Regions from separate parts of the Homo sapiens genome. Here region 1 is linked to region 2. The links are chromatin contacts, found by Hi-C or POLR2A ChIA-PET in ENCODE. All regions are on one chromosome and are shown on one strand. Each heading gives the region's core, a stretch centred on a gene start or an enhancer-like site at or near the end of the contact. The rest is flanking DNA. Distances are from core to core; before and after follow the strand shown. Region 1 overlaps TENM4 (teneurin transmembrane protein 4). Region 2 overlaps TENM4 (teneurin transmembrane protein 4).

What was found. A loop is a pair of places that touch in the nucleus more often than their neighbours do. ChIA-PET counts read pairs that join two places held with the same protein, here RNA polymerase II (POLR2A). Pooled maps may share reads with other maps.
Region 1: a loop to region 2 is called in a map of endothelial cell of umbilical vein, with 6 times the contacts of the local background. The contact joins two enhancer-like sites. A Hi-C loop is called at or near these places in 1 of 168 maps with a recorded cell type or tissue (endothelial cell of umbilical vein) and 1 of 50 pooled maps. POLR2A ChIA-PET finds 5 or more read pairs at or near these places in 2 of 52 experiments (AG04449 and OCI-LY7).

Annotation. Positions count from the first base shown.
Region 1 is chr11:79,081,872-79,088,982 of GRCh38, reverse strand. All of the region lies in intron 4 of TENM4 (teneurin transmembrane protein 4), which reads left to right. Among named protein-coding and RNA genes, the nearest start is that of TENM4-AS1, 7.8 kb to the left of the region's middle. RefSeq lists an enhancer at 1,189-1,911. Within about 2 kb of position 1,647, at least 2 of the 41 ENCODE cell types and tissues checked have a DNase peak (open chromatin) inside an H3K27ac peak, as active enhancers do; they include endothelial cell of umbilical vein, where a contact is called at or near this core.
Region 2 is chr11:79,016,255-79,022,916 of GRCh38, reverse strand. The region is part of intron 6 of TENM4 (teneurin transmembrane protein 4); the gene reads left to right. Among named protein-coding and RNA genes, the nearest start is that of TENM4-AS1, 74 kb to the left of the region's middle. Within about 2 kb of position 4,361, at least 4 of the 41 ENCODE cell types and tissues checked have a DNase peak (open chromatin) inside an H3K27ac peak, as active enhancers do; they include endothelial cell of umbilical vein, where a contact is called at or near this core.

The sequences.
Region 1 (7,111 bases), core at 398-2,897, 69 kb before region 2:
TGGCAGGGATATAAACAACTGACCATCTTACAGATGAGGAAAGTGAGGCCTGGGATGGCTATGCAGGGCTGAGATTCAAACTGCAACATACCTGCTCAAAACTGGTGCCTGCTCTGTCTTTCTAGGACAAGAACCAAACCCTTGTCACCTTCAATCCCAGCACAGATGGGGCCTATAGTAGGTTTCTAGTACATATTTGTTCAGTGATGACTGAATAAACAAATAATGCTGAACAGGAACATTCGTCTTAATGCAATAGTGTGAATGGGCCGGAGAAATCCAGAACTGCATCTGGGCCGGAGTGAAGTATTAAATACTTGATAATACTTAGCAATAGTAGTCATAATAAACAGCCAAGTGCGAAGCCTGTTCTAAGCTCCTTCTAACTCACTCAGTCCCCCCAACAACCCTATTGGGTAGGTCAATTATCTCCACTTCAAAGATGATATAGAGGAATAAAGAGGTTAAGTGAATTGTGCCTGGCACACAGCTGGGGCGCACAGAGCTGGGAGTCGAACCTTGGCTTCCTGACTGCAGAGCCAATGTCTGGGCTGCTATGCACCCCTTTCTTTCTAACAGGAATGTCTTCCTCTGTGAGGTTCAGATGGTGATGACCTTCACCCTCCCTGTCTCCCCGCAATACAGGGTCTCAGTGACATGAGATGTGAAGGAGCTTTCCATTAGAAACACCATACTAGACAATCTGGACCATTGCCGGCCAGCAGAGGCCAGGCTGGGCCCTAGATACCATCACCCTCTGGGTTTCAGCCCTGGAGAGAGCAAGCAGCCCCACTCCAGCTGGAGGAGCCTCCAAGACTGGTACATTTCACAACTGAGATTAAAGACCCATAAAAGCAGAACCGATGGAGTGACAGGCAGAGTGTCTTAATGAAAACAAATTTAGAACTACAATCAAGAGAACAAAGTGAGGATCGGGCCCTGGGAAGCCAGACTCCAGTGACCCAGGTGTAACATTAGCCAGCTGCGGGGCCAAGGGCCAGAGCTTCCCCACGGAAAGAACAGCCTGGGGCCCTCCTGGAAGGTAGAGAGGCAGCCACAGTTGCTGAGGGAGGCTCTGCTCAGCCCACAAGAGCCCACTGTAGTGCGTGTGCAGCCTGGAGGCTGTAGAGGAGCACAGCATTTGTCCTGTATACCCTGGTGACTGCTAGGAAGGCAAACAGGGCCTCCTCAGCTAGAGTCAGGGGCCCCTCCTTCACCCCCAGTGCAGAGTGATTAAGGACATTCTGAGAATGTCACCTCTGTACAGTGAGCTGCAGGAAGGACCTTGTAAAGGGAAGGGGGCATCTGAAACAGGAGAATGCAGAGCTCAGAGCTAACATCCCTCGATCCCTCACTAAGGAACATGCGACTGGGCCCAGGGCCGAGGACAGATCTTTTCAGCGCTTCTGTGTTTGTTAGATGGTTTTTTGTTTGATTTGGAAGCCTTGTAGGGATTTGAGGCTGGATGGTACAAGTTCATGCAGGACTTGTGCTAACAGCGATCTCTGATCCCAAGCAATAGGATTCCCATGCAGCATGTTTCTGCTCCAGCGGGGAGCTTGGTTTGATCAGAATCCTCTCAGCATGGGGACTGGCATTCCTCAAACATATGGAATTCATCCAACGACATTCCCTTCTAACTGGGGGGTAGTTAATCATTTCCTTGTCTGTCTCACCCTCGGAATGCATGGAAAATTTAAGGACATACCTCTGCACTCAGAGTCAAAAGAATTGGGCTTTATCTGAGTCCTGGTTCCTGCTTTTTGCTAGCTGTGTGACTTGGAAACAAGGCACTTTGCCTCTCTAAGCTTCAGTTCTTTATTTAATACAGGATCATAGCTACTCAGAAACATTTGTTCATTTGTTCAATTAGCCATTATTTATTAAGTGCCTACATTTGCAAGGACAGAAGCTTGGGTTTTATGCCGAACAAGAGAGACACAGTTCCCAACTCTGTAGAGCTTAGAGCATATAATTAAGCAACTACTTAAATATAATTTTGGTAAGTTATCAAAAAAAGGTACAGAATGGTAGATTAAATCACATTAAAATGTGTTAGAAATGTATAAGTTCTAAAGTACTATTTAAACACTAGGCAGCATTATCCTTATTACCCTCGTAATATTTCCTTTTTTTTTTTTTTTTTTGCGAGACAGAGTCTTGCTCTGTCACCCAGGCTGGAGTGCAATGGAATGATCCTGGCTCACTGCAACCTCCGCCTTTCAGGTTCAAGCGATCCCACTGCCTCAGCTTCCCAAGCAGCTGGGACTACAGGCATAAGCCACCACACCCAGCTAATTTTTCTATTTTTAGTAGAGATGAGGTTTCACCATGTTGGCCAGGCTGGTCTTAAACTCCTGACCTCAAGTGATCTGCCCGCCTCAGCCTCCCAAAGTGCTGGGATTACAGGCATGAGCCACCAGACCTGACCCAGTTCCTCTTATTTTTAAAATACCTTAATGATCTGATCCTCAGTTTCCTCCCCAGTAATATGGGAATTATAAAAATACCTATGTCAGCCAGCCTTTGCTATATAACATATCACCCTAAAATGCAGTGGCTTAAAATGACTGCATGTTGGTTCCTGTTTCCAAGAGTCAGTTATTTGGGCTGGGCAAAGCTAGGTGGTTCAGCTAGTCTCCCCTGGGTTCACCTGTGTGGCTATAATCTACCGGGTGTTGGTTGGCTCAGCCCTGTGGCTCCAGCAACAAGTAGGCTAGCCTGGGCCTCTTTATATGACAGCTGTTTTCCAAAAGCAGGGGGAGAAGGCAATCCCAAAGGCTCAAGTGTTTTTCATGCCTCTGATTCAAGTTTGCTAATATCCGCTTGGCCCACTGGCCAATGCAAGTCATGTGGCCAACCCCAGAGTTAGTGTGGGGGACTACACAAGAGTTTGGAAACAGGGAGGTATGATTCCTTGGGAGCCATTAGTATGGCAGTCTACCATCATGCCTCACTTCCAGAGTCGTTCTGGTGACTTAGTAATAAATACAGGATGCTGTGCTTGTGGTGTTTGTATGAATATTGGTGACTGTACATAGTAGATGTTTAAGAATTGGTCGGTCAATATGAATCTGAGCAGCTTGCTACCTTATTAAGGAAAAGTGACATTACACAGGAAATAAGTGGCAAGCAATTGGCCAAAACAGCATGTAAAGTGTGGGGTTATGGGTATATGCAGAGCAGTTTCAGGTAATAAGACTGCATCTGACTTCAATTTTCAACCTTGGTGTTTTACATTAGCCAAAAGAAACTTTTTCAGAGAAGAATGGCCAGGATGGAGACAACGTGAGTGAGGACTGAATCAGGGGAAGGCAAATAAATACTTCTCCTGGATAACAAGGCAACATTTACACCTATTGACTGAGTCTTTATTAAGTGCCAAGCATAGGATTGAGCCTTTCTATGCATCACCTCATTTGAGCCTCAAGACAACCCTGTAAGGTGGTATATACTATCCCCATTTTACAGATAAGGAAATTGAGGCTTAGAGAGTTTATCATCCAAAGTTGTACGAGAAGTATGTAAGAGATTCAGGGTTCAAATCAAGGTCTGCCTGACTCAAAAAAGCCTGACCCAAAAAAAAAACCCCCCTTTTTTTTTTTTGAGACAGAGTCTCGCTCTTTCGCCCAGGCTGGAGTGCAGTGGCGCGATCTCAGCTTACTGCAAGCTCCGCCTCCCGGGTTCACGCCATTCTCCTGCCTCAGCCTCCTGAGTAGCTGGAACTACAGGTGCCCGCCACCACACCCCGCTAATTTTTTTTTTTGTATTTTTAGTAAAGAGGGGGTTTCACCATGTTAGCCAGGATGGTCTCGATCTCCTGACCTCGTGATCCACCCGCCTTGGCCTCCCAAAGTGCTGGGATTACAGGCATGAGCCACTACACCCGGCCAAAAAAAACCCTTTTCTCTACATTGAAATTTTTGGGAACATTATAGTTCACATGCAATTATAAGAAATAACAAGAGATAGCCTGTGTACCCTTTACTCAGTCTCTCCTAATAGTAACATTTTACAAAACTATAGCAAAAGAACAGATAACACAAGCAGGATGTTGACGTTGATACAATCCACTCATCTTATTCAGATTCCCCATTTTACTTGCATTTATCTGAATGAGTGTGTGTGCATGCATGTGCGTGTTTACTTCTATACTATTTTATCACATGTGTAGGTGAGTATATGCAGTCAAGACAACGAACATTTCCATCACCATAAGTTTCCTTCGCAGTCCTCTTTTATAGCCACACCCACCTCCCTCCCACCCCTACCCCATCCCTAACCCCCTAACTACCACCAATCTGTTCTCCATTGCTAAAGTTTTATCATTTTTCTTTTAAACATGTTATATAAATGGAATAATGTAGGATGAAAGCTTTGGCGATTGGCTATGTGTTGACTCAGCATAATTCCCTGGTGATTTATTGGTAGCATTAGTTCATTGTTTTTTATCACGGAGTCATATTCCATGGCATTCTGTCATTGATTTAACTGCTTACCTGTTGAAGGATATCTGGGTTGTTTCCATTTCTCGGCTATTATGAATAAAGCTTTTATGAACATCATTGTACGGCTTTTTGCATGAACATAAGCTTTTATTTCTGAGGGATAAATGCCCAAGAATACAAGCGCTAGGTTGTACAGTAATTGCATATTTAGTGTTCTAAGAAACTGCCAACCTGCTTTCCAGAGGGGCTGTACACTTTTATATTCCTACCAGCAATGTATGGGTAATCCAGTTTCTCTGCATCCTTGCCAGCATTTAATGTTGTCACTATTTTTTATTTCAGTCATTCTGATAGGTGTATGGTGATAGCTCACTGTGGTTTAATTTGAATTTCTCTGATGGCTAACGATGGTGAATATCTTTTCATGTGCTTATTTGCCATGTGTATATATCCTTTTTGGTGAAATATTGGATCACGTCTTCTGGCCATTTTCTAATTGGATTGTTTGTTTCTCACTGTTGCATTTTGAAAGTTTCATATATATATGTGTATACACACACACACACATATATATATATTCTAGATACTAGGCCTTCCTTTGTTAGTATGTGGTTTGCAAAAATTTTCTCCTACCTGTAGCTTGCCTTTTCCTCCTTTTAAGGGTATTTTCAGAGCACAAGTTTTCAATTTTGGTTAGGTTCCATTTATCAAATTTTCCTTTTTTGATCATGCCTTTGATGTAAAGCCTGTGTTTTTAACCATGGTGCTCCACTGCTTCCCAGAGCCTGGAGAAGAGAGGTCTTGGTTTGGGAGGAGGTCTTTGGCTTGCTTGTGAGGTTCTAAGGCATATGGAGTTAGGGCCGCCAGGAAGGCTCTCACAGGAGGTAAGTTTCAGCTCACTATCAGAATGAATTGTCCAAGGCCAAGTTTAGAGAATGAAATGTGTTAGGAGTAAGCTCCCTGTCACGGGAGCTCAAACAAGGGCTGGCTGCTATCCACGTGGACTCACAGAAGGAATTCAAGCATCAGATGGGGCTTGGGCAACTGTATCCCTCATGTTCCCTTTTAACTAAGAATTTGGGAGTGTGGTTTTTGAATTAGCCCTGCCTGAATGGGAGTTTTTAACAAATATATCCCCCGGGTTGAGAAACGTATAAAGGCTTTGGATGACAAAACCGAACCAGTCTCAAGAGGAGGTGGCCAGCTGAAGCCACCCAGTCTGCCATTATCTTGTCTAGGGACAGAATGCACGGAGGCCGAAGGCTTGCGATGGCACAGGCTGTGAGGCTGGGGCCTATTCCTGGATCCCTGTCCCCATCTTGGAGGCAGCTGCACACTGCCTGCCCCACCTCCACCCCAGCAGCCTCTTCTCCATTCAGACTGCCCTGGAGAATCCCTTTCTTTACGGCACTTATAAGACTTAATTACCAACGGCAAAGTCCTTTGAGGCCTTGGATGAAAGGAATGGGAGCAGCACAAGGCTTGATTAGGCGTGTAGAACTCTGGGCACAATTAGCTCCATGAGAGACTGGCCCTGCCTTTATCTGTCTCCAGTTCTGTGTGACTTACAGCGGCTAATTATTGAAATAAAAGTTGCCTGGCCACCCAGCTGCTGGAAAGAGGGCCTTAATATCTATTAAGTCTGCCTTTAATTATTAGAGATGGAGGCAGCTTCAGGCAGTTAGGGTTTTCCTATCATTATGGGCCTTTTCCTCCACCCCTTTGAGGCTTGGATACCCAGAGATGTCAGTGAAATTCTGCCAAAGCTACATCTCTCCCTTGCTTTCTACATAGCTTCCTTTCCAAGATGCCTTTACTAATCCACCTTTCCTGCTGTGAGGACCCATAGTCACACCTCCCCAAGGGCCTTTGCAATCACTGCATCTCACAGAACTTGGAGCCCTAGATGGAGCATTTTAAATTCCTGTGTGTGTGTGTGCACACATGGGTGCACACATATGTGCATTTTTCTGGGGTATCAGGGCAGTTCTCAGGCATAGATTAAATGTGACACCCCACACCAACCCATTTTGCAGAAGAGAAAACTGAGGCCGTGGAAGGAAGCAGGATGGAGCTGACAGCTTCTGGCTTTTCACTTGCTGGGATGCGGCTGACTGCCAGTCACAACCCCCCAAGCCTTAGCTCCCGCCTCTCTAAAAACAAAATTTCAAGCAGCATCAGGAGGGCACAATCAGTTGCCCCCTTCACAAACCTGGGGAGCTTGTGTGGGGCCGAGGGAGTGGATTTGTGCTACCGAAAAAGAGCCACTTAGAGGATGCCAAGGGAGAGGGTTGGCTCGCAAAGGTTTCCAGCTTTGGGGCTTTCATTAGGCAAAGAGAAAGTCAGAGAGCTTTGCACCTAGAAGGACCATGGAGGTGGCATATGGAGAGTTGTATATTTTTATTCACTTTGGTTCAACCCAGCAAACCCTGGATGCACCTCTAAGCTGTTCTTAGCATTGGGGAAGAATCGAGATGTTATAAGTACCAATGAAGTTAATGATCCAGGTGTGTGGGCATTTTCCTAACAGATGATGAAATTGAGGCACAGAGCAATGCAGGGACTTTCCCAAGGACAACCCACCTGCTCTAAGAGCCCATGTGAGCACCAGCTGAGGGAGGGAAGGACTGTTCCGAGGTCACTTTCAAACCGCTATTGTGTGG
Region 2 (6,662 bases), core at 3,112-5,611:
TGTAATAATTAGAGATAATGTCTATAGAGTAGCCAACATAGTGAGTGGCACATTTATGTGCTCAGAAAATGGTGGTTGCTGCTACCATCATCATCACCATCTTCATCTTCATCATCTTCACCTTCTCAATATATTCATCATGCTTATCACCACAATCTTCATCCATCATCATCATCACCATCTCTTCATTGTCTTCATCATCTTCATTTTTTACAAAGTTAATTTTTGTCCTTATTTGGTATATCAGTTTCTGAAAACCAAAAATGCTATCGTGTGTGTCTTTTAAAAACCTTTTATTTGGAAATAATTGCATTTCCAGACAGGACCCTTTATTCTGCAGTTGGCAGAGTGATTGCCACAGCCACTGCCACACTGAAAGGTTTCCAGGGCCATGTGAATTGAGGAATGCATGAGAGTGCGGACTGCTCTCCCCTGGTCCTGGGACTCATTATCTTGTTTGCCTTTAATCACAAATCTGCACAAAGATCCTTTGCCGGGACTGTTTACTGCATAGCTGAGACTGGTGGCACATCCTTTGAAGGTCTGTGGATGAACAGCTGTAGAGAAGGGCACCACAGGGTCACGGAATGAAAAACAGATTCACATTCCCACCTTGGTTTTGTGTCGACTATTGGGCCTCTCTGAACCTCAGTTTCATCATCTGCAAAATGGTATCTTTATAACATCTTCCAAGGTTGCTGTGAAGATTAAATAATACAAATTCATATATGTGAAGAGTGAAACACAGTGCCTGATGTGAAATAGGTGGTCGGTAAAGCATCAGATTATTTGGTGGAGGCCAGCAAGGTGATTGGACCTCCCTAACGCTTATGTTAGGACTTAAGCCATCCATCTCTCCATGACTATGGGTTATCTCACCATCAATGTCCCTTGGTTTCTCTAGAGACAGCACGATTGAGCCAAATTGTCTGCGTATCCTCTGCCACCCTCATGCCACACACACACCTCTCCCTGGGTCTTTTACTTGCTCAACCCAAAGACAAAGGGATTTTCTTCTGAAGGTGATTTGTACTTTAAAAGCCAGTATGCTGAAGTCATGGCATTCTAGAATGTTAGTACTGTAAGGAATCTCTGATGTCCTCTTATCTAACCTCCAGACCTATGAGTGTCTCACTTTCCCTTTGAATGTTCTGGAGGCATCCCACATCATCATGTGATCACAATTACTCACCTGCAGCTGTGGCAGTGGGCACCCCATTTATACCCTATGACCATTTCAGTACAGCCAGCCCAACTTCCAAGTCTACTTTCTTCTCCTGAAGCTCTTTCTGGCCTCTAAAGGCAGCTTTGCCCATACATGGAGCAGATCAGAAGTGAAAAGGTATGAACACCCCCTGGAAGCAGCCCCCAACAAATAACTGATGGGCAGGCATATAAATACCCCAGCTCCCCCGCCCACCATCTGATGGCACAATTCTGCAACACACCCATTCTTAGGGGCCTTCCCTTCCCTATCTCACATCCCCACTCCTTTGCCTATAAGTAGTTTACTCTCAGATGCTACTTGCATTTGAATCCTTTTTTTAGGGTTAGCTCCTGAGGGAACCCAAACAGTAGGAAACTAGTCCTAGATAGAAGAGGAACCACTGAAAAAGACATGGCCATTCATCCAACAAAAGTTTCCTGAGAACCCGTGAATGAATGGTAAATGGCTCCTGCTTTCAGATGCTTATATTCTTGAGAAGAGACTTAGAAACCCTCAAGTTTAGTTGTGATGAGGGCTGGGTAGAATAAAGAGTCACTTTCTGGTTGGCTGTGAGGACTCAGTAAGGTATATAAAATTTCAGGCAATTCGTTAAAATCCACCAAACATTTGTTGAGTGTCTATTGTATGCTAGGCTCTGAGCTGGCCCAGCAGGGATGCAAAGATGAATAAGGCACATCCTCTATCCCTGAAGCACTCAGGAAAGGGCATTTCAACACTGTGCATTCTATTAGGTGTGCAGCTGCAGAGGGTACTGTGGGGACTCCAAAGAGTAAGGCATGTGTTCAGCAACAGTTGTTTTTCTTTCCCTATGGAATTCTCTTTAGGGCCTTAGGTCTAGGTCTGGGCTTGACATAGAGTAGGTGCTCAGCGATGTTGGTTGAATTGAACTGAGCAGTTCAGGGGAAGAGGAAGAAGCCTCTGACCCCATGATTCCTTTGCCCAACTAGGAAACACCTTTCCCCATAGATCACTGATCTCAGACAAGAAATAAGGCCCAAGTGGTTTGAACATTGTCAGCAACAGTAGACAACAGAGTCAAAAATACAATTTTTTCATGTTTTTTTTAATGCCAGGAAAAAAAAAATTGCATTTACATTCCAGGGTTTAAAGGCTTTCAGAGGTGGGATGGGAAGGAGGAATTAGAGCTGCAAGCTATTGTTCATGCTTGGCTGATATTTAATCAGTTTGTTGGGTCATAATAGAGAATACAGCTCCAATGACACATAAATTTGAATGATCAAGTCAAAGCCAGTGAGTCTTCCTCATTATTTATCTTACAGTAGAGATAACCTTTTCATTATTGAAATAGAATTGCCAAATGAGATAGTTAATATTAAAACAGAATTAGCGACATGAGCTCAACATTTGGAAATAAATTTCTAATAGTGCTTTTTGTGTCTGCAAAATTAGTGTTCGGTGTTGATCTTGCAGTAGTGTTAATTGATGGCTAAGGCTGGTCCCAGCTGCCCTGCTCTCCAGCAAGGGGGCTCTCTTGATTTCTCTGGATCAGTAACACACACTAACATCATCTGTGCCAGAAGACAAGAAGCTTTGTTTTACCCTGAGCGAGAGCCATTGTTGATCTGTTCTATTTAACAAAGAAGTGATGAGTTTTGGGAAAGGGCAAGGGATTGTGGGGATAAGAAAATGAATGAGCCGTGGCAGTCTCCACAAAGCTAACAGGCTGGCAGGGTGGTGGGATATTGAGAAAAGTAATAGCAACAGAATACCAGGTACTCAGGTGCCTGAAGGCCTTGGCACCTGTCTTTCACTTTCACCTTTATTCCCCACCCCCAGGCTCCAGGCTTACCTTTCAAGATGCAATTCAAGTCTTGTTTCTCCTAGGAATCTTGCTTGGAGGGGATGTTCCCTTAACTCCCAATGCTGCCTTCTAATTTCACTGTCTAATGTCATAGTGTCTGTGTCTCCACTTCCTCAACCCCCCTCTCACAAGACTGCAAACTTGAAGATAATGATGGCATCTTATTTGCCTTTGTAGCCTCAACTTCTAGCACAGAGCCTGTACATGGTATAGAACACAGTGCATAGTGGGTGATGAATAAATATTCACTGAAATAATAAATTAGAATGTGGGAAAAGTACTTAGAGAGCAAAGTAAAGGAAGAACTAGCTTTTAGAGGGCTTTCTGGAAGATATGACATTCAAATAGAAACCTGAAAGATAGGGACAATGATTCTGCCTTTTCAGCAGAGTCAGCTATTATGGCTAGTTGAGGGGAAATGGCACCCTGGGTGGTTATAGAGGTAGAAGAGTTGGGCTTTGGAGAGGATGGGCTCTTCTACTCTGTGACCTCCACTGTAGCCATTTTTCCTTCCCCCATTCCCAAAGAAGTAAGAGAATGAAGGTCTAGTGGGATGCTCAGGTTAGTGACCATGCTGCTGCACTAACTTCCATCTTTTCTTCTGCCTTGCTGCCGTCCTCTACCTAGATCTGGTCCAGGCTCCAGGAAACTAGTAATAGGTCCAGGCCCTGGAGGAATTAACTGTCTTCAGTACAAACAGGCAATGTCATTTCATGTGAAGGAGTGGCTTTCACAGAGGCATGGAAGTGTGGAGGAGAAGTTAGTTGTCCAGAAGTGCCTCTGGGTATTTTTTGTAGAGTCTTTGCTTCGCTTCCCCATGAGTGGACATTCAAACCACTACCATGGAATAGGGAGTCCCCCAGAAGAAACCCAAGAGATGGAGGGTGGGTGGAGGGGCTGGGAGCCAAGGCTCCAAGCTGTAAGACTGTGGAGCAAGCCTCCTCTCCTCTCTGGTCCTCAGCTTTCCCCTCTGTGAAATGAATAAGTTGTACTAGCTCATCTCTAAAATAATCTTAATAATCTTTGCCAGCCCTATCATTCTAAGACTGCTCATTTAAAAGTCTGGCTAAAAAAATGTCAGTGAATAACATGTAGATCAGCATGGCCAGAGTGAATCACTTCCATTTCTCCCTCCCTGCCTGGCTCAAATCACAATGCACATATTAAACCCATTCTGAAAATAAGCGTGGGGGAGAGGTCTCCGGGAAGTAAGTAAACCTCTTCTGAGTAATCTCTCTCTGACCACTCTTTCCTACCGAGACAGAGATAAGCACACATTGTTTCAATCAGGCCCAAGTTCCATTTCTTTATCTTAAAACTATCTTCTGCCACATTATAAATAATCAGCTTACTGGTGAGCTAGGCCAGGCATGTGGGGTAGGGATGTGTGTGGGGGGATGTGTGTGTGTGTGTGCATGTGTGTGAGAGTGGAGGTTCTGGAGATAGTGGACAGGAGCCAGGAAGCAACCTTGATCCTTAAGCAGCCCAGAGAAATGAGATTACCCCTGGCCTATCAGACCAAGGAGCCAGCTGCTGGCAAGAGAACCTCAGGTTAGGGTAGCCAGATAATATGTTGTTCAAACCAGGACATGGCTCAGAATGAATGGGATCGCTGCTAATAATTACACTGGAAGAACAGGCACAAACCAGTATCATCCTGGGCCAACTGGAACATGTGGTCATCCCAGCCTCAGGGTTCCAGGGTAACAAACATCTAGGATTAAGAGGTCCTTGCATTCAGTTGGGCAACAAGATTTTATTTCAGATGGAGAAGTGGCTTCATCCCCCAGCCCTCATCCCCCAGCCCTCCTCCCCAGCTTGAGACTATCCCACAGCAGGCAGCCAAATGGTTTTCCAGCCCCAGCTTACATCCCCAAGTGGGAGGACCACCTTTCCTCTCCAGCAGGACCTGTTAACATCATTTGTGGAACCCAGTGTAAAATGAAAATGCAGGACTCCACATTCAAAGACTTAAGAATTTCAAGACAGTGACAGTAGAGCATTAGAATCAAGGATGAGGCCCTTCTGAGCCTGAGCCCTGTACACAGGGCCTGTGCCCATGAGGCTGGACCTGCTCCCTAAGCAGCCTGTGCCGCATTTCAAGAGCACAGACTCAGAATGTACTTTCCTTCCTGCCTGCCTTCTGCCTGCTTGCTTGCAGGTTTGCCTCAATTATATTTTTAATTTAATATCTTGAATGTGTAATATGCTCACTTGGCTTAAAAGTTAAACAACATAAAGTGCTATGTAGTTACAAAGTATTAGTTCCACTTCTCCCCCCACCATTCCCAACATCCCTTATCCCCTTCCCATAGATAACCACTTTTTGTTTTTTTGTGTATCCTCTCAGGGTTTCTTTCTGCAAATAGAAGTCTATATTTTTGCCTTTTTCCCTTTTTTAAAATTCAGAGGTTGCATACTAAACAGGTCTTCTGTGCCCTGCATCAGAACTTGCTTCCTGGTATCCAGGACAGTAGCCACCCACTCTTCTCACCACCTTTGGAACAAGGCCATTTCTTCCCTGGAAAAGCCCTGCAGAAATGTAAAAGCAGAGACTAAACTCCCACCTACCCCACTTCCTCCAGCCTCCGCCTCTTTTATCTAGACTATTCCTTCAGCCATTCCTCACAGAGTGTGATGTCTAAACTGATCCTGTTTGCAACTTTCTGAATGTGTGAGGCCCAGAGCTGGCCAATTGACCCACCAAAGGTGGGCTGCTCTGCTCACAGCAGAAAAAAATTGATCTCCTCCATCATTCTCGTCACCTGACCTCAATGCAGCCCACTTAATGATAATTATAGTTCCACTGGAAATTGACTCTGTGCCAGGAACCATGCTATGTATCTATAAACATCACATTGAGCCTCATGACAACTCTGGGAGATAGGTCTTATAGTCCCTCCTTTACAGATGAGGCATCTCAAGGTCAGAGAGGTAAAGTAACATACAAAAAGTCACCCAGCAAGTAAGTGTTGAAAGGATTCAAACCAAGGTTTGTCTAACTCCAAACCATGCTCTTAACAAGACCACAGTCTCACCTCCCCTCTCAATCTCTTTGGGGTCTTTTGATGAACCAAATAATGGGACTGAAAGCTGAATGCTTCCCCCAAAGACTTCCTCACACACATGCTATTAACTATGAACTTTCATTTGGGTAGTTTTTCTTGGGCATGATGAATGCTGTTTCTTTTATTACCTGTTATGTTATTTAAGAGTTTCCACCTTGACTTTCAAGATAATCTCGTTTCCATGCTTTAAATATCAACCGAATGTGTATCTTTAGCCTAGACTCCTCCTCCAAATTATAAACTTCTGTTTCCAACCATTTGTTGATATCTCTGCTTGAAAGTGTAGCCTCTCAAACGTAACATAACTAAAACAAAACTCATAATCATGACCCCAAATCCATTATCTTTCCAAAGTCTTCCCCATCTCAGTAAATGGAGTGATCTACCCACTCGCCCAAGTTAGAAACTAGTGTCATCTTTGATTCTCGCCTTTTCTTCATCTTCTGTGTCTAAATCACCAACAAGTCCTGTTGGTTCCACCTCCAAAAATGTCTCCCAGGTTCACTTTTCTCTCTACTCATAACCTTAAGTCAAGTCCCCAGCA